4 separate regions of the Mus musculus genome follow, and all the other regions are linked to region 4. Evidence: chromatin loops called from intact Hi-C (ENCODE). Cell type or tissue: left cerebral cortex. All regions are shown on one strand. Region 1 has its middle 38 kb from the start of Scn3b. Region 2 has its middle 15 kb from the start of Gm35177. Region 3 holds the start of Gramd1b (GRAM domain containing 1B). Region 4 has its middle 26 kb from the start of Gm48277.

Region 1 (5,000 bases), 350 kb after region 4:
GCACATAGAGGCATTAACTGAAAGTTAGATATTATTCTTGCTTTTCACAAAATCACTGTTACTAAGGCTGAACTCTTAAATGTAACTGCTGATATTCGCACTTTTAAAAAAAGGACTTATTTATTTTATGTATATGAGTACACTATTGCTTTCTTCAGACACATCAGAAGACGTCATCAGATCCCATTACAGATGGTTGTGAGCCATCCTGTGGTTGCTGGGAATTGAACTCAGGACCTCTGGCAGAGCATTCAGCTCTAACTGCTGAGCCATCTTTCTATTCCTGATATTTGTACTTTTGATGAACAAAAATTGATAATTTCTTTTGGTAACACTAACCCACACCACCCCAAAGCATAAGGGTGGGAAATAAGACCACCAACATCCACTGGTGCTTAGATTAACCCTTTCTGCAGTGGCACCTGTGATTAAATCCGTTGGACTGAGTAGTGAGACTCAGAGAATTAACCAGGTCTGCTCCCTGCTAGGGGAGTGTCTCCCTAGAGGAGTGTGTTATACAGCTGTCCTGGAGCTATGGAAGAAGTGTGAGGTCTTAAAAGCAACGAGACTGTCAGAATCACCTAGAACCAGCTGTGCATCAAGATCCCAGGAGTCTGGGATCAGGGTCCCAGCTCTGGTTTTGCCGCAGACTAACTGTGTGATTCTGGTTGAATCAACAAGTCCTTCTAGGCTCAATTCCCTTCCCCACAAAGTGCAAGTCGTTGCTGCTGTTGTTATCTCATCCCAAAACTTCTGAGACAGATTGATCATACTGCAGTGCCAGACCTGCTGCAGAGTGAATGTGGTAGCTGTCAGTCATCGCTCTCACCTCTGTGCCCTCCCCATTCCATTTAAAAGTTGACTAAGGATGTTGTAGTGAGAATATTGGCTTCTTTAAAATTCCGGTCATGTTATGGGAATATGTTTTGGTTTCAATCCTCAGTGTGGGATAAGAGGCTGCTTCACAGTAGGTGATTGTGATTTGCCTCATGCACTAGTTAGGGCATGATAATTGCCAATTGTAGGTAGTTTAATTCTGGGGACTCTGGAAAGGGTATAAATGCCAGAGTCCCAAGAGAGCCGGGGCACTCCATAAACGCTGCTTCTCCCCATTGCTGTTTGTTATGGTTTGACAAGAGGAAGTTGGAGGTACCCTGACTGCAAAGATTGGACTTGCCCCAAAGGAACTCAATGCCCCAGATCAGTCTATTTTATTGACTGAACAATATCTAACCTTCTTTTTTTCCTACCAAGAGTTGGGAGGGAGGGTGGCTAGAAGGGAGATAGAGGTATAAGAACCCAATAAAACAGAAAAAATGCCAAGAGGATATTTATGATAGTCCTGTCCTGTGGTGGGCTAGAACATTTAGTTGTTATATTCTTAAGATATAATCATTATCACTATATTTACTTAGCCATACTAGGGATTGAACCTAGGGCTTCCCTCATGCTAGAACAGCACTGTATTACTGGGCAACAGCAGACATTCAGTGTTTTGAGACAGTTTTGTCATTTGGCCTTGACTGAGGGACAGGACTACAGACATGTGCTTAGTTTATCCTGATTCTATGGATAAGGAAACAGATGCCCAGTAAGGTACTCATGAAGAATCCTGTTATGGTTTAGGCATGGAATGACCCCTCAGAACATTATGTGTTGATGTCTTTGTCCTTAATACAATGATCAAAAGTGGGGTTTGGGAAAATGATTAGTGAGGGCTCTGAGCTACTCAATGGATTTATAATTGATAGATTCATAATGTGATAGCATTATTGGGACATGGTAGAAACTAGGAGGTGGAGCCTAATAGGTCACTAAGGACATTCCTTTAAAGATTGTATCTCCTTCCCTGACCTGTCACTCTCTGAGGTTCCCTTCTGGTATGAGGTGAGCAACCTCCATTGTCACATCCTCCCATCACCAACGGTCTGCCTCACCGCAAGTCCATTAGCAGTGGAGCCAGCAGCTATGGATTGAAACTTTTGAAACCATGAACCAAAATAACTCTTACTTCCTTTAAGTTGATTTCCTCAGGCATTATGTCATAGCAAGGAAAAGTGACCAATGCAAGTAGATAGAAATACTCATTTGAAATTCAAGTTGATGCGTGTCTCTGAAATTCCAGCTGCTTATTGATATTATGACATTTCTGCATGTGGATTTTTACTGATGACAGAGCAAATGCATATTCCTTTGGAGGGTGGTGAGGTGACTAAAATGTAAGATGCTGTTTGAGCTTGGACGCCATGCGGGCTCATGGAAGGCCAGCAGCCTCAGGTACCTATCAAGTGCAGCTTTTCCGCTAAAAACGTACAGAGAATCCTAATTTGACAACACTCACTTTTTGTTTTAATGTCTAATATTTGCATGACAGAGTGGTTCCCTGCCCCCAGCACTCACTCACTCATTGGCTCCGTTCTTTTAGCCTTTTCTGCTTGCTGGCCACCCTGCCCACATCCCCAGAAGGCTGATCAGAAAGCTGAGATGGGGGTGGCTGCTGTCCCTGCCTCTGCAGCTCTAACATTGCGTTAGAGCAGGTGGAGATGTTCAAGCTGAGAAGAAAGTACAGCTATATTTACTTGGGATTGTGGTTGGGAGAATGGAGGAAGGTCCCCTGAAAGAGCTTTGCTTTCAAATCCTTACCGCCCACACTCTAGGATCTGTCACTCACTCACTCACTCATTCATTTATCCACTCAACAGTGTTTAGCATGTTCCTGCTCTGTCCAGTGTTGAACAGAATGTTATTGGTCCTGTTCTCAGAAAATGAATATTATAGTGTGGAAAAAGTCATTTGGACATACAATACACAACTCAGTGTTGGGTATTAACGTGTGGCAAGATGACGTTTTTGTTTGTTTGTTTGTTCGTTTGTTTGTTTTTGTTTTGAGACAGGGTTTCTCTGTGTAGCCCTGGCTATCCTGGAAGTTACTCTGTAGACCAGGCTGGCCTCGAACTCAGAAATCCGCCTCCCTCTGCCTCCCAAGTTCTGGGATTAAAGGCATGGGCCATGACTGCCCGGCAAGACGTTTTAAAAGCAGGTATCAGAAAGAGGTCTCTTTGAGTAAGTGACAGCTATACAGGGACTTTGAGATCAAAGGACAACCTGAGGAAACGTCTGGGGAAGTGAGTCCTGGAGAGAGAAGAGAAGGTGCCAGGTTGTGAGACAGGAGCATGGAACCGAGTGAGCAGTAGGCAGCTAGCATGACTGGAGGATGGGGAGCAAAGCACAGAAGAACAAGGAAGACACAGGAGATCTTCGTCTTAAATGTGATGGGAAGCCACTGGATAATTGGCAGGGAGGTGACCACCCGAGAGTGGTGTTTAGATGCTCTCCCCAGTCATATCAATTGGAAGGAGGCAGAGGAACCAGTTAGAAGCCTTGTTAAACTTTAAGAGTTAGTCTGCCTTGGACTAGGTGGTAGATAGGCATTCCAACAGTCATAGAATGTGGGGATTGGCAAAAATGCGACCAGTGATGTTTGCTAGAAGACTTGACAGGAGAAAGAGAGAAGTTAGGAGTTGGGCCTGGGCCCCTGCATGTGTACATATGTGCTTTTACCTCTGAGCGCTAGCTACCACCAGCTCAGCCACCACTCTACCAACAGGGTTTGTTTAGTTCTGGGGTATGAAAACTTGACAGACGGGTCGATGGGCTCGCCAATGAACCAAACAATCCCTAGAAATAGTGAACATTGCCATATGCGGGAAAAAAGTGGATTCTGCCTTATATGGTAATTTAGGTTATTAAGTATTTTACCCAGATTACCAGGGGTTATCCAGGTGGTTCCTAAATGCCACCAAGGTCTCCTGAGACAGAGGGAAAGGGAGATGACTCATAGCAAACAAGCTTATACAAGTAGCGGTTAAGGGACAAGTCTAGGGTATCAGGTGTTCCCCAACCTTGAAGGAGCTAGGAATGGATTTTCTTCCAGTTCCCCAGAGTGAGGCTGGGCCAACTCCTGGACTTCAGTGAAACTAGTTTGGAGCACCGAGTCTCCAGAACAATGAGAAAGGAAATTTCAGATGTTTGAAGCCAGCAGATTCCTGAAAGTTGTTGCAGCTGCTGTAATCACTCATCCAACTGCAAGACAAGACTGGACCAGGGCAGGTGTCAAGATAAAAGGAATCAGCACATTAGACAACGGATGGATGGAATAAAAGATTGGCAAGCGGGCTAGGACCATACGTGTTGTAGGGAAGGCCAGGGAGTGTGTTTGCTGGAGAAGGAGAGGCAGATAGGGGGAGATGGATGTCTCTGGGTGGTGGCGCCTGGACCAGATAAGTATCTTGCCCCAGTGCTGAGACAGGCCTGCCAATTCGATCCAAATTGGATTTTTCATGCTTTAATTGGGCTTTGCTGAAACCATGCTTTTCTTTTTCATGTCTAATTTCAAGCCTTGAAACGATCCCTTGGTTTAAATTGGGCGGTTTCCCAATGCTGTTTTCTTTCTGTTCAAACAAGGTTGACTTTGATTGACTGGCAGTTCTCAGCTACCCAATTTGCTCTCCTTTGTGCTGGTTCAACATGGCAAATGTCAGCCCCCGTGGCTGCCTCCCCTGCCCACTCACCTCATCCTTCTCTGTGGTGCTACAGCCTGGGGCTGAGGGCACAGGACGCTTGGTCATCAACCAGTGTCTCCTATGCCACTTATCCTATTCAAACAGCTCCGTTCCTAAAATAACTGTCTTTGAACTTCCTATAATCTCATTGTGGTGTCTGTCTCCTTAAGAAAAAAGGAACCTAACATGGAGAGAGTGCACGTAACTATAATCCCCCCCCACACACCCCTGCCGCAGGCTGCTGCTGAGGCACAACAAAGGATCATGAATTTGAGGCTAGCCTGGGCTACAGATTATGATTCTAATTTTTCACATACTTATATTATTGATGGAGAGTTGACTGTTTTCAGTATTTTGCTAGTATATGTAATTTTCCATGGGTGCATATAATCATTTTATTTCTTCTGACCAGCACTCAGAAGTATCTGTAACATGCTT
Region 2 (5,000 bases), 51 kb after region 4:
GGATGGTGTTAGGTCTCCTAGGACTGGAGTAACAGTTATGAACAGGCATCTGGGCGCTGGGAACCCAACCTGGGTCCCTTGCAAGAGCAGTGAGTGCTCTCTATTGCTGAGCCCTCTCTCTAGCCCCGTGACTACTAGAATTTTTGAGTGTTTGCTCGCTGTAAGGGATTTGAGACAAATCATGTTTCTATCCAGTATAATCGTGTTGATTTTAAAATTGAAAGAACTGAAGCATAAGAGGGTAAGCAGCTTGTCCAATATCCTGCAGCTACTGAGAAATGGAGATGAGATAATGTTCAGTGAGACACAGCCACTTCTATCCATGCTTCTATCCACAATCCTATACAGCCCAAAGCCCTCTAAGACAGGCCCTGCACCAAAGCAGGGAAGGCTGAAGTGTACTTAACTCATGATTTCTCAAACTCGATCAGTTGTAGTACCATTTGCTTGAGTGCCATCTATTAATACTGAAAAAAAAAACACTCCATAGAACAGATGTCGAAAAATATTTCACTCTGCAAAGACAAAGAAACAAGGGGCCAACTGCTTCTCTAGCTTTATCAGTGCATGCAAGTCTGCTCTGGGCTGTAAAAACCAGGAAGCTGACTTCCATACTCTTTAGACCTCCTAGAGAAACACAGCTAGGGTGATGGCTGTGTCTGCAGGGTAAAACATGGGGATTCAGATGTAGATAAAATAAATGCAAGTGTATTAGAATAGGAGTGTTCTGCCTCCCTGTTATGTATGGAACAAGGGCTGGAGACACAGCTCAGCGCACAAGTACTTGCCTAGCATGGGCGAGGCTCTAAGTCAGAACCCCGACACCATAAGACGATGACAACAACAACAACAACAACAACAACAACAACAACAATAACGTGACTAGTTTATTTTTGCTGAACAAGAAACAGAATGTGTAAAATAAGCATTTAAGGGCTGGCGAGATGGCTCAGTGGGCAAGAGCACTGAATGCTCTTCCGAAGATCCTGAGTTCAAATTCCAGCAACCACATGGTGGCTCACCACCACCTGTAATGAGATCTGACACCCTCTTCTGGTGTGTCTGAAGACAGCTACAGTGTACTTATTTATAATAATCAAAAATATATCTTTGGGCCAGAGCAAGCAGGGACTGAGTGAGCAGGCTTGACATGAGCGAGCAGAGGTCCTAAATTCAATTCCCAACTGCCACATGAAGGCTCACAACCATCCACACAGCTACAATGTACTCATATGTACAATGTACTCATATACATAAAATAAATAAATAAATCTTAAAAATAAATTAATGTTTAAACAATATGCATTTAAATTAACCAGAATTAAATTAAATTAAACAAGATCTTAAGGAGAAGATAAACAGGACTGTGGGCGATTGTGCTGAGGTGGGGATACCTCTATAGGAGAGAGCTTTTGAGTAGCTAAGAAAGAGGAGGAAGGGAATAAAATGTATTCTCCATTTACCATGTGCCGGATGACCTACCGTTGCAGTGTTAACCTTATGAGTCCTATGAGACTTGGCCAAGTTAAGGAGCTTGTGCAGGGTGAGAAAGAGGTTAACAGTAATATATTATTCACGAGGATTTCCCTTTAAATTCCCAGAAGTGAGACGTATGTTCTCCTGTGTCTTGATCTCCTCGTGTGTCCTATATCCACAGCCACAGCCATAAACTAGTTGAGCCAGGAATCCGGGGATCCTATAGATCAACTCCTCCATTTGAAGCTCAGAGTTCAATTTCCTATCCTGTGCCCTGCATCTCAAAGGCCATAGGTGAAAATGGCGTGGCTCTTGGTGTATAGTGTAATTCAGGGGAGGTTTCCTTATTCTGTGAGTTATCACAGTGTCCATAATGGTGGAGCAGTTGTCAAACTTTCTCTAAAGAGATCAACTTGGCTAGTGTTTCCATAGGATCATAATCAAAACCAGATACACAGACCTGAGGGATTTCAGGTTACTGCCCAAGAGGGATGTTTGTGAGCAAGAGGTTTCTGCCGGAGATAGCATCTTCCAATAAAGAGAAATTAGGGCTGCAGATGGAGAGGTTTGCTGATGAGCTCATGCTGCCAGGGGGTACTTTTCAGAAGCAAATGGGGTGTACTCTCTTTTGTGGATAATATGACAATATTTGTGTTAGAGGATGGTCAGGATGACTTGAGGGGTGGAGGGACGGGTGGAAAATAACGAGTGGACAATGGAGATTTTCTGAAACCCATCTTGTTAGCTGGGTGTCCTAAGGCCTGGAACCGGAAGTGGCTTGTCATTTCACTCTTGGAAGTCGCTTCACCTTGGGTGTCTGTCATCCTTCCCGGACGTCTTGGAAGAAGGGATGGAGGTAATTAGAAATGGCTTTGGTGAGTGACCATGTTAACCCATCAACCATATAGGTTCAGACAGCTCCCAGAGGGCAGATTTTGCACGGGGACCGCCAGGGTCACATTCACACTTAGCCCCAGATAAGCCCATTCTTTTTCAGGGGTGGGAATGTGGGTGCCTCCGACAATGGTAAAACTCAGGTTGGACTTTTCCAGCTAGGTGTATGTTCCTGGCAGTCAATGACACTCTCTGAACTTCCGTTTTCTTATTGTGTTCATTGAGAGCTTTCAACTTAACTCCTTGGCTTCAATACTTTGATTTTAATACTAGTCAGCCAGGGTGCCACACTGTCCTGAAGATCCCACAGGTAACCTGTGGACTTCTGCTATGCTTCTTCGTAGCACCCTTTCCATGAAATACTGTCATCCGTTTCCAAGAGAGGCTGCCATCTCCTCCTAACCACAGGACAATGGCACTTCTGGCGTTGGTTTCTGCACCAAGTTGATGCTCTGATTTGAACCCAGCAGTTGGTTTTAAAGGAACCGCCTGGTCCTGTGCGGAGTTCCACTGCAGTACTAAGTGTCAGGAGCAAGGCAATAACGGGGAGAATCCAGACTTCTCCTGCAGAGGGGGAGCAAGGGGAGGAGAGAGAAGAGAGCGGGAGAAGAGCGGAGAGGGACAGAGGCGGGAGAGCGGAAACCACCTAGGTGCAGTCCGGGACGACACTGAGCCAACGCGCTGCGCTCTGGGAGGGGGCTGTGGATATATATAGAAAGAGGGATCGCGCTGCGGTAACACCTAGCCACCCAGACGGCGGGAGCCGAGAGCGCGCTGGCAGGGGAGCTCCACTAGCTCGCGCCGCGCGTCCCCGCCCTCATCGCTTCCAAAGCTGTCCCAGGGCGCAGGGGGACCCTGAACCTGCCTCCACGCTCACCTACCGGAGGTATCTCCGACTGGATCGAACGCATTGGTCGGGAGTCCAAAGGCTGCGCTCTACTGCTCCCCTGCTCCAGATGGGACTGGCTCTCCTGTTTGCAAAGCCAGGCCCACGGGGAGATGTGCTGAGCAGTAGCCAGCAGCTGGTGTGTCCCGGACGCTGCTGACCGCTACGCGCCCAGCCCTGGGGTCCACATGAACAGCTTTCCTAACAGACCTAGGTAAGAACTTGTGAACCTACGGGAATCCCAGGATGCATGCACCTGGGAGCCAGACTGATGATGTTGGGGGAGCCCTCTGGAACTGGGTGAAGGAGGGGGGGGGGCGGAATTGTTCGATCCCCAGCTTTCTTAGTCCAGCTTCAAAGTTGCCAGAGGGCATGGTAAAGCTATTAGCATGGATTGTGGTCCGGCTGTGATGTCCAAACACCCAGAGTTGGTGTCTTCAGAAAACCACTAAGATAGGTCGCCTTCATCAACTTCCGGAGGTGGCCAGCTGGCTTCTTTCTTCATTCAGTGTTGGAGATGTGCACAGAGCATGTGGAGAAAGGAAGACTTGGAGATTGTATCTGTGTCTTCCTACGTTTCTGGCAAAAGTTTTGAAATTGGGGACACTGGCTTTCCTTGTTCTGGGCAGAGCCCATCCCTGCCTCCTCCCCTCACCCCAATCCAGCTCACACTCACTGCTCCAGCACGACTCGAGTTCAAGACTTGGTAGAACTACAAAGTACCCACCAAAGGGGAGCTACTGAGACTGGGGGCACTTCAGTTTTTCTAATTCCTTTATGGGGTGGAGGTGGAAGGCTTGACAATGGAAGGGTCCATTGACTTAGACCCAGGAATTCATGGAGTCCCGACTCCTTCCAGGAGAAGTACGACTGTGGCTTGTGCAGATGAGAAGGTGCTGTTGGTAGAATAAAGTTGGTAAGGTCCAGGCTTATTTGAACCCATCAGCCAAGCACAATCCTGGAGAAACATCTTTCTCCACACAGCTCCTCAAGAGGGTGCCTGTGCCTTCAAGGAAGCAGAGGACCAAAGAGTGGATTGCATGCACTCAGGTTGTGATTCGGATTGTGTTTGTCATAGAGAGCTCAACTGCAGGTCCAGGACTGTTCATGTTACATATGCTTGGAAGATTCCCTAGATATTTTTCCCCCAAAAAATAATTTTCTAAAGGCTTGTAAAAATGAAAAGCAAATGTTTTCATGACAGCAGCAGATGCAAACCTCCCACCACTCCAGGCAAAAACAAAGAAATTGGTGCAGGGGGCTGAGCTAGCTCTTGTCAACACCAACAAGGCCACATTCCTGCATTGGGGCTTTTTCAGGCGGGGTGTGTGTGTGTGTGTGTGTGTGTGTGTGTGTGCGCAGATCTTAGCTAGAGCCCCTCCATGTAAATTCCGGACATTCAATATTGAAAATGCTGCATTTCTGTCTCCTCCTCCAGGGCCCTCTTCGGCTCTAATCTGATACAGAAGCTCTTTGGAAAGCATCATAATACAAAAATACCTCCCACCCAGCATTTATAAGATTGGATGGCAAAGCATAGGCCTGTGGATTCTCACTGAGCACTCTAATCTTGTTCTCTGGTTGAGGGGAACATGTATTCGCCCTTTTCCAACTGTGCCTCTCACCAGTGTCCCTCACTTGAAGATCATGTCTCTTATGTGTACCTAATATCCTATCCAGGCCAGCCCCATGGCTTCACAGGTCTTTTTTAAAGTTGCCTTTTGCTGATTTGGAGGCAGTCATC
Region 3 (5,000 bases), 130 kb after region 4:
TCTTTCCCTTAATGGTCCTGTGTGTCCTGTGTCTTTCCACCCTATCGTGTGTCTTTGTGTCCGTGTCTGGTGTCCTCAGCTTATTCTACAGAACTGTCTTTTCTTCCCAGCTTGCCATTTTGGAAGCAGCCTCCAGGAACTTTCCATTTTCCTTCTGATTATGTATGCCCTGTCTTCCTGGTCAGCACTCCAAACAACTCGGAGAACGCGCATTTCTTAGGAGAGAGATTTGGCTGAAAAGTCACCCAGTTTTCCTTCAACCCTGTATCTTGGGTGGTCTGCGAGGGAGGGCTAAATCCATTGATTCCCCTCCCCCAGGGGAAAAAAAAACAGGGAGTTTGCTAACCAGAGCTGCTTAGCCAATCGTTGCCTTGAGAAAGTTTGGATTGTGCTCCTATTTCATTAGGCTGATTGGAGCAGCCTTGACTCGGAGGTATAGTCCCTCCCCAAGGGATTCCGTGTACAGTTACAAGGCTGTCGCTGGCTGTCGCTGCCTGTGCGTGTCCTTTCAGGCTAGCAACCCACTCCCTCCTCAGCCCCCACCCCCCTCCACCTACTCCACCTTTTTTTGTTTTTATCTAGTGTCTCCCTTGCTCTCTCTCTCTCTCTCTCTCTCTTTCCTCTCCCTCCTACCACCGCCTCTTCTTCCAGTCCTCCACTCTCCTGCAGCGCCAAGCCGGCTCCCCAACGCAGTCGGCTGAACGCAAACCACTGAGAGTTTGCTGCGCAGTTCCCTGGGGTCCGGGGCCGCCGAGTCCCGCTAAGGCAAAGACACCGGCAGAGAGAGCAAGCGAGCAAGCGGGCGCAGCGGAAGACAAACACACGGGCACGCGAAGGGGAGCCCCAGGAGGGCAGCCGGGTGGCAAAGCTTGGCAGGCGACTGTCACTGCGTCCCGGGTCGCCTCTTCCCTCGTCGGACTGAGCGAGGAAGCGCGCTTCTTAAAGTTCTAGACCGCAGGAGGCGGCGTCCCCTTCAGTCCCCTCCTCGCGGCGCTCCAGGAAAAGGAACTTGATCTACTGGCAGGCTCGAGCCTCCCGCTGAACGTGAGAGGGGATAGTGCCACGGGCCCCAGGGTAGGGAGCCGAGAGAGGAAGCCTCGAGCCAGGCTGCAGGCGGAGGGCACGGAGCAGCGGCCAGGGACCCCGATGCCGGCGGCCAACATGATGGAGAACCTGCAGCTGCCCGCCCTGCAGGTGCCAGAACCTCAGGGCGCACCCGAGGGCAGCGCGGTGTGGTCCAGCTCGTCCACCCCCACGCTTCGCCGCCGGCGCTTTAAGATGCGCCGGATGAAGAACGTGCAGGAGCAGAGCCTGGAGGCGGGGTTGGTAGCCCCGGACCTACCCGGCGTCCTGGCCCCCGGCAAGGAGTTCCTGCAACTGCCGTCCATTGAGATTACGCCCTCCAGCGACGAGGACACCCCGTGGTCCAACTGCTCCACACCCAGTGCGTCCCCGCGCCGAAAACGCTTCCTGCTCCGCAAGTGGCTGAGGGTGAGGGAGCGGAAAGAATGCAGTGAAAGCAGGTAGGTTCCAGTTTCTCTCCAGCAGTCTTCCCCTGAACCTCTCGCCCCTCCCCAGGGCGGTCTAGGACCCTAGGGCATTCTGGTGGAAACTTCCGGGATCAAAGAAGGAGCTTATCGCGTCACCTTGGCGTCTTCAGGCACTGCCAGGGCACCAGGGCTACCACACAGCCTAGAACTAGGGACTTTACATTACTTGATGTGTTTGACATAGGTTCATGCTGCGTTTCATTTCTTGACCCTCACAGCAAAATGGCCAATACAGTGTTATCTTTTATTATCTCTTAAGCCCTTACTGTGCGCAGACTACTGTCTGTGGTGAGGGCTTCACCTGAGGATGGAATTTGGAGAAATTAGGTAGATAGTATTAGGCTATGATTCCATTGTACAGGTGGAGGTGTCGGGAGACTAGTGACAGAAGTTTAAGTGACGCCTCCACATGGACTTCCGAATCCCATTTCACTTTTTGTCATTTTCTTTTTCCTACACTACCCTGCTGGTACAGGTCCATGTTGCCTATGGAGAGGTGACGTATTCACATTTTCTACCACATCACGGACACATCTCACGATCGATCACCGTGCCAGCTTCAGTTTTGCTAGGGAGATGTTTGCTGTTCACATTCAAGAACTAGCATGAAGCTCACAGGGTAATGTGTGTGTGTGTTGCTTCAGGAAGTTGCCCATGGTGGCATGGAGTCCCCGCTACTCATGGATACCATGTCCCCTCTTCAATTTACTTCTGGACTCGGGGTATGACCATTAGCAGAGGTCTGTACTATTAGAGGGGGCGGGGTGTTGCTGTTATTGCTGCTGGTGGTAACTAATGGGAGTTCATTCACCCTATCATTTCACTTTCGTTCATTATCACTTATTGAGTGGGTCTCAAAAGCTCAAAAGTGACACCAGCAAGTGTGGGGATCTTGAGGGGGTCTCCAGGGTATGAAGGGGTGTGGAAGCTAAGCTTGATAGGACACTTTTAAAAAGTTTGCCTAGCATACAGGTGCCCCTAGCACTTCCAACATAAAATAAATAAATAAAGCTGTGTGGCACCTGCTTGTAGGCCTAGAACTCAGGAAGAAGAGGAGGAGGATCCTTGGGGTCTGAGATACATGGAGGTTACACGGAAAGGTTGACCTCTTAAAAACCCCAAACCTAAATGAAACCAAGCCAAGCCAAGCCAAATCCGAACCAACTAACCATATAACGGAAGCAGCTGAGACATGCGAGTTTCATTCACACGGAAGTGATGGAGCCATTGGAAGATTTACACTCTGTCATCTGTAGTCACTGTACAAGAAAAGGTAACCTTGGAGATGTAGGAAAAGGCCGAGGAGAGAGGGGCTCAAATGATGACAAATGAAGCTAGGAAAAAAAACAAAACAAAAGAAAACAGTGACATGAGCATGAGGTCAGGTGCATATGATGGACTTAGGGAACAACGTGGCCAGAATCAACAGAAACAAGCATGTGATGTGTCTTTGTGGAGGTACTGAGGGCCTGGGCTGGGGTAAGCAGGAGGTCTTTCCTGATTGCAATGGCTGCACATGTTCTCCCAGCTATGGACCTTGGGGGCAACAGGTTTTTCTCTTCAGGCACGCCACCCTGTTTCCCTTTTGACAGGGCAAGGGAAAGTGAGGACTGGTGGGGGCTAATCTCAAACTAAACTGTGACTCAGGTACTTTTCCCTCAAATGTGAGAGACCCTGAAAGAGGCACAAGTACAGACAACAACATGGAGATAGTCTTGCACTGCTGGGTAATGGAGGCTGGTGGAACCGAGGAAATGTAAGGAAAATGGTTCTGATCTTGAGAGTTGTTTAAAGGTATGGTAGGATAGTTTTTGTTGTTGTTGAAGTGGGGAGGATGGTATTGGAAAGAGGAAGTTTATTTTACCTCCTGAGTATGACTTAAGACAGTTCTTTTATGTGCTTGTTTATTGGGTTGGAAGAAAATGAGCATCTGCTCATCCTCTGGTATCCATGGAGGCTGGGCTCATCCTCTGGTATCCATGGAGACTGGAGGTTGGGTCCAGGTCGCTCTGAGGTCACCAAGTTGCTTATAGAAAGTGGCATATTATTTGCTCAACCCATACATATTTTCCCACAGATGTAATTTTTCATTTTTCTCTCTCTCTCTCTCCCTCTCTCCCTCTCTCTCTTTCTCTCTCTCTCTCTCTCTGTGTGTGTGTGTGTGTGTGTGTGTGTTTGTGAGTGTGAGTGTGTGAGTGTGTGGAGGTCAGAGGATAACCTTCAGGAATTGATTTTCTCCTCATACCATGCAGATTCCAGGACTTAAACTCAAGTCCTTTAGGCTCAGTAGCAAGTGTCTTTGTCCACTGATCGATCCATCTTGATGGCCCATGCTCTCATACACTTTAAATCCTCTCTAGGTAACTTCTAATACCTAGCATCATGCAAATGCTATCTGAAGATTGCTGTACAGTATTATTTAAAGAACAAGGATAAGGACATGAAGTCTGTTTTGTATGTGCATAGAGGTGCACGTCTGTAATTTGTGCACTAGGGAGGGCTGAAACAGGATGATTGGTAACATAGGGCCAGCCTGAACTAAAATAAACATCTAGTGGGAATCTAGTCTAAAATAAAGTCTAAACCTAGTCAGTATAGTTTTCCTGCGTTCTTTCTATCTGTAATCCATTGAATCTGGAGATACAGAACTTGGAGATACAGAAGGCCAACTGTGTATGTACAAAAGGGCAGACTGGTCTGGGAATGTAGGCGATCCTTGCCTATATAGTGAATTTGAGACCAGTCTTGGCTAATTGATGCTGTACCCTCTACACACAAAATAACCAATACAAAATCAGAGCCAAACTCAGACAAAACAACACGACCGTGGCCTATGCGCCCACCCTTGTCCATCCTGTGTTTTCACTGTCTGGTACCTGCCCTCTTGTGGTGACCCATAGATGTTCACTGAAGAAATGCCAGTAACGAGTAAGTCTATTTCCTCTTTCTGAAGTGAAATCCTCCTTATTCACAAGTCTGAGAAATTTTTAGGGGAGGGGGAGATAGCTCCAGAGCTGAGGTTTATAAGATAGATTTATTGAAATATGATTTAGCTGCCACACAACCTGCAATCTCCTGGGTTTGAAGCTCAGAGTCTACATCAGCAATAGAGGACTTGCAGACGTACTACGACCTGTAGGATAATTAATACCTGATATTTAATACCAGGATGAAAAGAAGTATTTAATCCAATTTTTGTAGTGATAGACGTGTACATGCATCCCCACAGTTAATTTTAAAACACCTTTTATCAGCGTGCGCAAACACACACACACACACACACACACACACACACAGAGAGAGAGAGAGAGAGAGAGAGAGAGACAGACAGACAGAGAGAGACAGACAGAGAGAGAGAGACAGAGACAGAGACAGAGACAGACACAGAGAGAGAGAGAGAGAGAGAGACTCTCACACAGCCATTCCCTTTAGTTAGCACCCATAAGCTCC
Region 4 (5,000 bases):
GTATATGAGATGACTTTCTACTCATGAAACTGCCTTGAGAGACCTGTGAATATAATCTCGGGAGGGGACAACTCTAATAAAGGAGACCAAAAGACATTGGGATTTAAGTTGAAGCCTGGCTGCCTCGATGCAAGGACCTATGAAATGAAAGGACACACAAACCTATGCCCCATCTCTGACCCAGGTAGAGGAAGCCACAAACTCTTATGTGAGCTGTCCCTGCATGTGATCTGATCCATCATTGGTGTGTTTCCTGCACTATGAATGAGGATACCTGGATCAAACACCTTAACGCGCTCCAATCCCACCATGCACCACACTTGCTCAGACTATACCTCACCAAGTGGTCCAAGGTTGTTCTTCATATGGATTTTCATAAGGAAAGCAAATGTGCTGATTCACAAGTATGAGATGGACAACCACTTAGGATTGGTAGATTTGACTGTAAATTACAAAATTACTTGGAAGTGACTGGAGGCAACTGAACAACCAAGCAGACCTTTCAGATCCATTTGTGCCTCTACGGCTGGGATGGTTGCAACCAGGTTTTGAACCTCAGTCAGTGAGGCACACTGGATAGAGTGGTAATAACCAGCAAAGGCCCTCTGAGGAGTAACTCGGCAGCACTTGGGTAAGGATCATAAGGGATGTATTGACCCAGAGAGGGAGGTGGGTAAAAGTTGGGAGTTGGATCAGCAATCCACAAGGTACCACCGGCACTAGAGAAGATGACAACAGAATTCCATTGCACTGACTGCTGGGAGGAGCGGGGAGTGCTGTTCTTTTCCTTTCTACCTTCCAATTACCAGACTTTGGAGAAATGCAAAATGTTTATTCGAGCATTCAGGTCATGTCTGCAAACATTTAACTCAAGACACATGCTGGTGGCCCAAGCTGGGGCCATCGAGGAGAGGGAACTGCTGATTTAGGAATTGCTTCTCTCAGATTGCCTCTAGACATTTGTGGGGGCATTTTCTTGATTAATGGTTGATGTGGGAGGGCCAAGCTTACTGTGAGGAGTGCAGGTCCCGAGTTATGTAAGAAAACAGATTTATCAAGTCAGTCAGCAGTCCTCTGAACACGTGGATGCATTATCCCATGGTGGGGTCCTAATTTGATGGTGTTATTGGGAGGTGGTGGGAACTTTAGGGGAGAGGTCTCCTTGGAGGAAGTAGGTGTGTGGACCTTTCCTCTCCTTCCCTTTGTCTTCTGTTCACTGTGGGATGAGCCATTTTGCTTCACCACACATTTCCTTGTAATTTGTTCTGCTATACCACAGGGCCAAAACAAAGTAGTCCAGAGCCCCTGGACAGAGACCTCTGACATCAGCAGTCAAAACAAACCGTTTCTCCTTGAAATTGATTTATCCAAGTACTTTGTCACACTTACGGATAATAGACTGATATTAATACAGTTGTTCTCAAGAAGTTGCTGGCAATCTTATGTAGTTTGATCTTTGATGGGGGGGGTTCATCTGTTAATTTGCCCATCTCAAGGACAACCTAGCCTGGAGAAATGCAAAATGTTTATTAGAGCATTCAGTTCATGTCTGCAAACATTTAACTCAAGACACTCAAGACATGCTAGTGGCCCAAGCTAGGGTTATCGAGGAAAAGGAAATGCTGATTTAGGAATTGCTTCTCTCAGATTGCCTCTAGACAAAGTTAAGGGAATGGGAAGGTGAAGATGCCCAGGCCTTGACATGCAAAAATCTGATGTAGCTGTTTCCCAGGTGTGTGGTCCTGGGCCCGTCTTCAGCCTAAAATAAGGAAGGTCCTGCCCTTATTTCTCAGACATAGGCGAAGCAAGCCATTGTATACTCCATGTGCATTTATGTGTAGACTCATGTGTGTGCGCCTATGTGTCTATTCGGCTCTCTTTTGTATCATTATGTAAATGTTTATTATTAATTCTTGACTTGAATGGATAAATGGTGGTATTGTATCCACTAGGTCTGTGATTCCCAAGCTTTAGTGAACATTAGGCTCGTCCGAATTGCTAGTGGAGGTGCGGCAGCCAGGATCATCCATCTTCAGCTTTCGGCTCATAAAGTCTGGAGTGGAGTCAGAGCACCAGCATCTTGAGCAAGTTCCTAGGTGATGTTGAGGCAGCGGCCTAGGGCTGCAACACGAGAACCAGTCAGCAGATGGCGCCATCACTGAGTCTTGGCCTCCCCTGGGAGCCTAGGGAAATGGGTCAGCTTGGGCTTCTGACAACAGAAACACTGATCTTCCCAAGCAGAACCTGACCTGAGCATCTGAGGAAAGGAGCAGAGGGAGGTAGCAGCTGGTACTGGGCAGTAATCAGAGCTCTTCCCCACGCGTGTCTTTGCACTGTGGGTGTCCTCAGAGGAGACCTCATCCCTCTTTCGGGAGGGAGCGCTGTATCGTGCCAGCAGAAGCAAAAATTACATTGGTCACAGCAGAGCATCAGTCTTTCCCTTTGGAAAACATCCCTGAAGGATCCTTTTCAGTGATTCCAATTGAGGACTGAACCCAAGCAGAATCGTTCCAGTTAGGGATTGAAACCAAGTAAAAGAATCGTTCTTAAGGTTTTTAAAGTGATAGGTGGCGACAAAAGTCAACTTCTACAGTCTTAGCATGCTGCCTCTACATACCTTCTATCCACCCCCAACTCCCTCATCACTAACCAGCATTTTCCCGAGTGGAAAGGACCAGAATACCTGCCCCGAGATCTGAACTTGAGGCTCCCCAAAGGTTCTGCCCACTGGAAAGAGCTGACAGAATTAAATATAAAAGTCCCAGTGGTGGAAAGAGCCTTTCACTGCAGCGGGCTGCAGGAGATGCTAAGAAAGAAGGAGGAGAAAGTGCCTTTTAGGTTTAGCTATGTGCTGTCCTGCAGAACCTTCTGCTGTCTACACTGTCCCGGACACTGGTCACCAGCCGCAGGCGGTTGCTGAGCACTAAAGTGAGATAGGAATTTTTAAAGAAGTGAACTTAAAACGTGCATGTGAGCAGGTGCAGATGTAGGCCAGATGTCAACCTTGGGTGTCATTCTTCAGGTGCTGTCCTGTCCTCCCCTGCCCCCATCAGTCCCCTCACCCACCTTTTATCATTTGAGACAGGGTTCCTTACAATTCTAGAGCTCACTGTATATGCTAGGCTTGCTAGGTGGCCAGTGAACTCCAGGGATCTTCCTGCCTCTGCCTCCCCAGCCACGGGATTTTTAAGCCACACCCACCTTTTTAAAAATCTGGGTTCTAGGCTCATAATCAGGCCCTTATGCACATAACCAGACCCTTTTCCTAGAGAGCTATCTTCCCAGTCCGGCCCTCTTTTGAAGGTGCATTAGAGAATCTGTGAATACATTCAAAAGCTCCACAGAATCTACTTTCAGTTATTGAGTTTGGAGCCATAATGTAATTATAAAAATAAATGAAAATGAAAATGCAATCCTTAAATACTTTACCGACTAAACCATCTCTCCCGATCTCTAAAACTTTGATTTGAATGAGTTCGTCGAGGCATTCTCTAGCACAGTGTGTTGGCAGAGTACTCTGGTGGTTATCTGGGCCCGTGAAGGGCCTGGCTCTTGGCGCGTTGAAGGAGCAGGAGCACTTAGGTTGTTGTACGTAATTAGTGTATGGGAGCTTTCGGGTGGGGATTTTGATTAGGGAAGAGAGCAGGAGAGGTTGAGGAAGAGAGTAGGAAGAGAGAGCGAGCTCCTGGGCCTTGCTACATCTAAAACCTCCAAGCCCACCTCCATTGACACACTTCCTCTAACAAGGCCACACCCCTAATAGTGCCACTTCCTGTGAGCCCTTGGGGAACCATTGTCATTCAAGCGACCACAGGAGGTGACTAAGGAAGGAGGAAGGACTCTCAGTGAAATCCTTCTGGTGGCAGCAAGGGCTCAAGGGGACTTAAAACTGTTTAAGTGTAGGGGGTTGGGAACAGTAGCGGGGACTAAGAAGGGTACAAGTGATCTGCTCAAGGAAGTGGTGGGGGAGGGGTGGGCTCAGATTAGGAAGGGTAGGGAGATAAATGAGGAAGAAGAGAGTAAATAAGAGGAAGGATGTCTGAGAAAATCATGAGTCATTATATTAACTGTTCCCCTAAAGCCCCACCTAACATCACACACAAGCCTGCGTATTAATATACATAGATAATACAAGGAAAATGTTCTTCTTTGGGTGGACAATGAGCCCCTGAGAACTAAAGACCACCCAATAAAACCTCCAGTCCTCACATAGGAAGCCTTCTCTTGAGCTTTTGAATGGTGTTGTCCAAGAGACTCACAAGCCACACAAACTATTGTCATCGCTCCTGGCTGTGCCCCAAGATGGGAAAGGCAAATCCCTATTTCTGAAGACACCATGCAGACTTCAGACTGTGGCCCAAGGAGAGTTTGCTGCGAGGCTGTCTGTAGCAATGTCAGAAAGTATACCCGTAAAGTTTCACCAACAGGAGAGCCCAAAGATGAGGGGAACCAGAACACCAACTGTAGACATGCCAAGTGGATAGGGAAAAGCCCGCGAGACCCCAACCTACACAAAGAGCTACAGGCAACTGAGGAACGCTGAGGGTGGGAGAAGCAGCCTTCCCCAGGGAGGAGGAGCACACCAATTGGTTATCCAATGACATCCAATGGTCAGCCCTGAAAACATACATAAAGTAGCATCATACACACTGAGCCGGTCATATTTAGGAGTATATATGCATATGTATACATAGATGCATGCATATTTTAACAATCAATGAAAATAGAGGCCATGAATTTAAAAGAGAGTAAGGTGGAGTATATGAGAGTGTTTGGGGGAAGCCAAAGAAAGGGAGGAATGATGTAATTATATTATAATAATAATTATTATTTTTTAAAGATTTATTTATTATATATTAGTACACTGTAGCTGTCTTCAGACACACCAGAAGAGGGCATTAGATCTCATTACAGATGGTTGTGAGCTATCATGTGGTTGCTGGAATTTGAACTCTGGACCTATGGAAGAGCAGTCAGTGCTCTTAACCACTGAGCCATCT

The links. Peaks named below come from ENCODE experiments on the same cell type or tissue, not always from the same donor. Only the 100,000 strongest peaks of a DNase experiment are listed, where the experiment ranks them.
Region 1: it touches region 4 in a loop (3-fold over the local background); 3 of 42 quality-filtered maps call a loop at or near these places.
Region 2: it touches region 4 in a loop (1.9-fold over the local background); 3 of 42 quality-filtered maps call a loop at or near these places.
Region 3: it touches region 4 in a loop (5-fold over the local background); 7 of 42 quality-filtered maps call a loop at or near these places.

What each region holds. Positions count from the first base shown.
Region 1 is chr9:40,228,751-40,233,750 of GRCm38, reverse strand. No RefSeq gene overlaps it. Among named protein-coding and RNA genes, the nearest start is that of Scn3b, 38 kb to the left of the region's middle. In left cerebral cortex, no CTCF peak of the experiment used is centred here; a DNase peak (open chromatin) is centred at 2,538.
Region 2 is chr9:40,529,490-40,534,489 of GRCm38, reverse strand. It overlaps a transcript of Gramd1b not described here. Among named protein-coding and RNA genes, the nearest start is that of Gm35177, 15 kb to the left of the region's middle. In left cerebral cortex, a CTCF peak has its summit at 2,929; DNase peaks (open chromatin) are centred at 3,037, 3,352 and 3,820; H3K4me3 peaks cover 1,633 bases; H3K27ac peaks cover 598 bases.
Region 3 is chr9:40,451,817-40,456,816 of GRCm38, reverse strand. Gramd1b (GRAM domain containing 1B) reads left to right here and starts at 1,053. Exons shown (of 20, transcript NM_172768.2): 1 at 1,053-1,523. The coding sequence starts at 1,147. In left cerebral cortex, a CTCF peak has its summit at 4,450 (motif pointing left); DNase peaks (open chromatin) are centred at 754, 1,028, 1,352, 1,994 and 1 more place; H3K4me3 peaks cover 1,695 bases; H3K27ac peaks cover 694 bases.
Region 4 is chr9:40,580,938-40,585,937 of GRCm38, reverse strand. No RefSeq gene overlaps it. Among named protein-coding and RNA genes, the nearest start is that of Gm48277, 26 kb to the right of the region's middle. In left cerebral cortex, a CTCF peak has its summit at 2,142 (motif pointing right); DNase peaks (open chromatin) are centred at 2,150 and 3,841; H3K4me3 peaks cover 296 bases; H3K27ac peaks cover 449 bases.